Regions from separate parts of the Homo sapiens genome. Here region 1 is linked to region 2. The links are chromatin contacts, found by Hi-C or POLR2A ChIA-PET in ENCODE. All regions are on one chromosome and are shown on one strand. The core of a region is the stretch at or near the end of the contact, and the rest is flanking DNA. Distances in the headings are between cores, read along the strand shown. Region 1 has its middle 80 kb from the start of LINC01436. Region 2 overlaps RUNX1 (RUNX family transcription factor 1).

The links. A loop is a pair of places that touch in the nucleus more often than their neighbours do. ChIA-PET counts read pairs that join two places held with the same protein, here RNA polymerase II (POLR2A). Pooled maps may share reads with other maps.
Region 1: a map of left cardiac atrium shows a loop between it and region 2 (2.9-fold over the local background). The contact joins two enhancer-like sites. A Hi-C loop is called at or near these places in 25 of 168 maps with a recorded cell type or tissue (A673, B cell, CD14-positive monocyte and 16 more), 6 of 37 single-sample maps with no recorded cell type and 27 of 50 pooled maps. POLR2A ChIA-PET finds 5 or more read pairs at or near these places in 7 of 52 experiments (A549, AG04449, AG04450 and 4 more).

Annotation. Positions count from the first base shown.
Region 1 is chr21:35,924,087-35,927,127 of GRCh38, forward strand. No RefSeq gene overlaps it. Among named protein-coding and RNA genes, the nearest start is that of LINC01436, 80 kb to the right of the region's middle. Within about 2 kb of position 1,530, at least 6 of the 41 ENCODE cell types and tissues checked have a DNase peak (open chromatin) inside an H3K27ac peak, as active enhancers do; they include endothelial cell of umbilical vein, where a contact is called at or near this core.
Region 2 is chr21:34,880,686-34,883,769 of GRCh38, forward strand. It overlaps RUNX1 (RUNX family transcription factor 1), which reads right to left. Exons shown (of 9, transcript NM_001754.5): 5 at 1-28. It overlaps RUNX1-AS1 (RUNX1 antisense RNA 1), which reads left to right. Exons shown (of 2, transcript NR_186614.1): 2 at 2,798-3,084. Among named protein-coding and RNA genes, the nearest start is that of RUNX1-AS1, 46 kb to the left of the region's middle. RefSeq lists a silencer at 2,238-2,287. Within about 2 kb of position 1,251, at least 8 of the 41 ENCODE cell types and tissues checked have a DNase peak (open chromatin) inside an H3K27ac peak, as active enhancers do; they include endothelial cell of umbilical vein, where a contact is called at or near this core.

The DNA.
Region 1 (3,041 bases), core at 280-2,779, 1.0 Mb after region 2:
ACTTGCTTCAGCTGATGGCATGTGGGCAGAAGGAGAGTTTGCCAGGGCAGCCCAGACCTGAAGCAGCCTTTTGTTTTCCCATTTGCCTCCCAAACCTCTCCACCAGAAGAGCATGCCACTGCTAACCCCGTGGTTAACCTCCAACCCCAGGCAGAGAATGAGCGATGCCTGGAGCAGGACCACCCAGCCACACCCACCACGGGTGTGCAGCCACAATGAGTTCTCCTTTGCAGTCACTGAGTTTTGGGGTGCTACTATGTGGCATGATGTGACAAATGATATAACAGGCGTGTGGAGTTCTCTTCATAAAGAGAACTTTATGGCACCCAGCAAGCATTTGTTGGCCATTTATCACTCTCCACATCAGTCTTGCAACCCCTTTTGCATTTTGAAATTACAGATGAAGACAAAGAATAATTAGCAAGTGCTCATATTGCTTATTATCGTAACATCTGTCATATTTATATCAAATTATTCTAAATGTGCAAAATATATGTTACCCATGAGATTGAAATATGCCCTGAGGTCAGAAACTCCACTGTAACCCACTGAAGATGAGCCAGCAAAGTCCATCAAGGCTGCCTACTTGGCTCTCTATGCTTCCCCAACTTGGTGCCATGTTGTCCCTGGCACTAACCTTACAGGAGGTTGGTAGAGGGTGGAAGAGAAAGGAAGGGGGGCAAAGGACAAGAGAGAAGTTAAGAAACTGCACTGACACTTGGTTGGAACCAACAGAATCTACTCCTTACAGGGACATCACGTCCTGAGATATTTATGACTATTGCACAAGAGATCAAACGTCATCATCCTCTTGGGGAAATGGCTTCAAAACCCATGAGGCAGTTTATAAGCTCTGAAATCTCCTAACAAATGAATGGAAAATTTCTTTGGAGGTTCCATGATTTGTCTGCCAACTCCCAAGAATACGCACATACAGGCACACACAGCTGCATCCAGACCTTCCACCTCTTGCTGCTGTCAACTTTGTTAGCTGAGACAGGCCAAGACATACTCACCAGCCCCTTGCTGAGATGTGACTCACCTCTCATACCCTCTTTCCCAACATCGTCATCAATGCCACCTCCCCTTCCCACAGGCTACTCCTCACCACCAAACCACCAGAAGGTGTACAGTGGCCACAGCCATGGTGAGACACCAGCAGACTCCCACATCCCTTGCGGATTTATTTGGTTTCATCGATGCATTAGACCACACATGGGAAGAAAATGAGCAAGTGCAAGAGAAAGGTTTCTTTGATCCTAAATCTGGAAATGAAATATATTTACATAAAGCCATGAAAAGCCAGAAATGGCCAATGAGAAACCACAGCTTGACTCTCAGAGTTAAACACCATTATCAAGCTTTTGTATGTCCTTAATGGCTCCTAAAAGCTCCATTTAAAAACAAACCAAAACTCTGGCCAGAGCTGAAGAGACTCTTACAATCAGTGAGGCCTGGGCCTGGGTGAGATCCGTCAAGCTTGTAAACCTCTCATTCCACCCCTCACCACTCCCCTCACCCAGTGGCATTAACACCCGTGAGCTTCACCCATACATAACTCAGCTCAGCCACTCTTATTATCTTGGCAGCCTCCGGGAGCCTTTCGCCAAGGTTCTGGGCTCTTTCAGTCAACATGACCAATTCCACATCCTTTTATTAATTACTAACCATTTCCCCTTGTAGTCAGCCCTGAAATCCCTGCTTTGATCTGCCTGACAGGTCACATGGTGTGTGCTTCTGAACACAACCCCTCCCATGGCCGACTTCGAACTGGCAAGCCTGGCAGACATACACACAAGCTAGAAAGACATTTCCTGTAGATACAAGAAAAAGAGGGAGTTCTACCAGGAAACCAATGGCCACAGAGAATTTTTGTTAATTCATTCTTATATATAATAAATAGATTATTTATTATTAATAAATAATCTATTTATTAATTATAATAAATAATCTATTTATTAATTATAATAAATAATCTATTTATTAATTATAATAAATAATCTATTTATTAATTATAATAAATAATCTATTAATAAATAACTTGTTTATTAATTATAATAAATAATTTATTAATAAGTGATTTGTTTATTAATTATTAATAATTTATTAATTATTAATAAATAATTTATTTATTAATTATTAATGATTTTTAATTATTAATTAATATTAAATTTATTTATTTATTAATAGCCTGTTGGTATGTATTTAAGAGCAAAATAACAGTGGCTGTCAAAAACACCCTACATCCTGTCCAATTAGAGAGACCATAACTTATTTAGATCACAAAAAGACCACGATTCTGAAACCTGAAGTCTAATGAGCTGAATTATGTGCTTAACGGAGAAGACTCATGGATGAGCCCTCTTGCAGCTTCTGTTAACCTTTTCTGAAGGCACTGGGTCCTCCACAGATCCTGACTGCAGGCAGAATGGCTGGAATGATGAGATGCCTGTCTTGTAACCAAGACCAGGACATAAGCAGATGCCATTCATCCAGACCCACTTTCTTCCTTGGACCACTGTCTATATAAACAGCCTTTCTGTTATTTCCAGTGTGGCATTACAACAAACCAGACACATTTTTCAGGGCACATTGATCTATCCCAAGGGTGTAGGTCTATTAATTCCCTCGAGGCTGACAGTGGATGCTTCCAGGGAAATCTGAAGGCAAGCACACAACTGAATTTAATGAAAATGATTGATTTTTTTTGGTCCACCCCAAGTATCAAAAAGAAAACAGGCCAGGCAAGGTGGTCCGCACCTGTAATCCCAGCATTTTGGGAATCTAAGGCAGGAGGATAGCTTGAGCCTAGTAGTTTGAGACCAGCCTCGGCAGCATAGTGAGACCCCATCTCTACAAAAAAAAAAAAAAAATTAATTAGCTGGGCATAGTGGTGCTTGCCTGTAGTCCTAGCTACTGGGAAGGCTGAGGTGGGAGGATCACTTGAGCCCAGGAGTCTGAGGCTACAGTGATCAGTGATTCAATGATTGCACCACTCTACTCCAGCCTGGGCAATATGGTCTCTGTGAAAACAGAAAATA
Region 2 (3,084 bases), core at 1-2,500:
CATCTGGAACATCCCCTAGGGCCACCACCTAAACACCAGTCAAAGGACAAATGCAGACATCAGGGATGTTATACATACACTTTTAGGGCATTTGTGTAGTGATTATTCTAAAATTAAATGTATATTCAATGATTTCTTTTTAGGTTGCAGAGGAATAGCAATGATAACTTAAGCAAAACAACAGAAAAGTTATAAAGAGAAGACACTTTTTTATTATATTTTAGGTTGGTGCAAAAGTAATTGCAGTGTTTGCAATTTTTAACTCCAAAAACTGCAGTTACATTTGCACCAACCTAATACATTATGTATAACTATATGTAAATTTTCAAATAGTGACACATATACTAAATTTACCTCATAAAGCCATAGTAGGTCACATAGCACAGTTGGAACAAGACTAACCATAGCAAGATATCAAGGATTTTGAGTAGCTATGCCGTCTCCTGAATACAAGCATCTCTTCTTAATTTCTCCCGTTTGAGAAACAGAACATCCTGTGTTTGTAAGTTTATAATCCAACCCATCTTTTACTTGCTCAGACCTCCACTAACAGGCTGAACAAGGTGCAGACTTTACTTTTAGAAAATAAAACAAAACAAAAAAACACAAAAAAACCCAATTTCTGCTAAAAGTAGATTTCATCTTGCTGACGATTCTTAAGTAACTTAAACTGTCCCTCTACAGTTCATCTTTGATACCTCCTACTCATCGCTATTATCTTGAGTTTTACTAGCAATGAATTCTAGCACACAAGAAAAAAAAATCAGAAATGCACCCTTCGTTTACTAATTACAAAATCAACAGACCTCAGAAAGACGGGACATTCACTTCTATGCACTCCCCTCAATTCAGGGGTGGAATTGGGTTGCATTTTTGTATCTGTGAGTCTCAGCGTGTGTAAACTCATGTCCTCACAGATGCCTGAGGTTTTCTGCTAGCCCAGCTGATCTTGACCAGGAATTTATTTAATGTAACTGAGTAAGTATGAAGTCTTATCAGGGCTATTGGAGAAAACTGGTAGATAAATGTTTTTATACTCAGGTAATTAAGAAAATGAATTCCAAAGTAAAATACTCTGAAAAGCATGACCTAAAGATACTTTGTACAATAGCATCAATTTCTTGGCTATCATTTAGGCCTTCTAGAAACTATTTTCTTGGTCTAGACATTTACTATTGGCTGTATTTCCTTTGTTTCTATTTTTCAAAGCAGTCATACAACTTCAAATCGAAATGCCCCAAGCTGTATTTATTCTGATCATTTCTGACATTCTTTACGGTAAAGTCAGTAGTGACATTTATATTACTCATTCCAATTACATCATCATTTTTGGTTGCTGTTTTTGAATTGGTAACAGTAAAGCATTCCTTAATCTAGTGTTATCACTCCTTCCTCTGCCTCCTACTTCCCAATTTTTACCTTAATAACTGCTACATAATTTTTTGTAGTATATATTTTCAGGCCTCTTTTTCTATATGTAAAAAAGGCTGCCATAGACTCACTTGTATGATATCGAAGTCATGTTTCTCAAGATTCCCATTTTCATGATCTGCTTAGCCATCACCCTTTCCCTGTGGCCTCCAGATGACTATCTATTGTTTTTATTCATTAGAACTGCTTCAGTCCTTGTGGCACAGAACACGAACTAACTCACTATGAGAGATGAACATACTTCCAACCCCAAGACTACACCAGGATAATCTAGTCTCATAGAAGCAGGGAGGCATTTTCCTCTATTTTATCCAACTTGCACTGCCAAACAAGGTCTGGGCCTTTTCTCTCTTTTTAATCCTTTCATTCCAATTGTTGGACATGTTTTCCATATAGGAGATTTTAAAACTCTGCTATTTATTCCCCAAGCACCCTCTAATTAGCTATTTAGTTCCCATTATAAGTGTGTTTGTTGCCATTTAATTAAGAGCAGTGATACGACAATTCCCTTTTTGTTTTAAAAAGATATCACGGAAATAAATCTCCCTGATCAGTTATTTGGTTATTGCTACTGTTTTTTTTTTTTTTCTATTCCCGAAAAATGGGCTTGCTTTATTTTGCTCTTTTTAGTCTCTCACAACAAATTTTCCCCTTTTTTTCATGATTTTCACTTCCCGTTGTAAAGTTAGCTCACAGTGTTGAAATGCCCTCTTTGAACACATATTTTTACTTCCTCATCCTCCTCTCCCTGTGGTAACCCAGGCTTCTCTATTGTAACTCAACATTCAGCAGGTATACAGAGACTGCCTCCACTACGTGGGTTTCAAACTGAATAACTCATTGTTGGGTCTGGATCTGTAAAAAGGTGAAAATAAATAAATCTTCTTTTATAACTACAGGAATGTATTCTGAATTATCTGCCTCCTACTGCTGTTCCCCTCACAGTGCTCCAAGCCTGTGCCTCTCTCATCTTTCCAATACTATCCTCATTGGTAATTTGGCAAATTCAGGAGACCTTCGCCAAGTCGAAACAAACATAGAATAAAATTATCATGGAGGCTAAATAAGAAAAGGCTGTTGATGTTGGAACTTAAGAAGAAAAAAATTAGAAGTTTAACTCCCACTCCTCTTTTTTTTTAAATGCAGCAGAATCAACCATATTTGGGCACCTACATATCATTCACTTGGCCTTGTATTGATCTCTGAGGGTTTTTTTTTGGTGGAGGCGGGTGGGTAAAGGGGAACTAGTAAATCCAGGGCAATTCATTAATACTGTATATCGTCCAATTGTTAACAAGCATACTTAAGCCAGGTTTAAAAAGTTTCTTTTTAATTCAAAACTAACATGCGTGCTAATTTGATACAGGTTTTGTCACTGATGGGCAATATGGAGAGAATGTAAAAATATCTAACTTCAAACAGAAAAAAGAAACAACTGGAATGAAAAGCTATAAACAATAGGTAAGGAAACACAAACATTTACATTTTAACACAGACCAAACAGGCAAGAAGGGACTTGCTGGCCAAAGATATCTCATATTTTGTTTTACTTCTCTGTTTTTAAAGTATCAGGAAGTTGGGCCAAATATCAACTCTCTTCTATATTACATGGACCTCCCAATACTGTTCTTGGCTAGCCTGTTCACGGTCCAA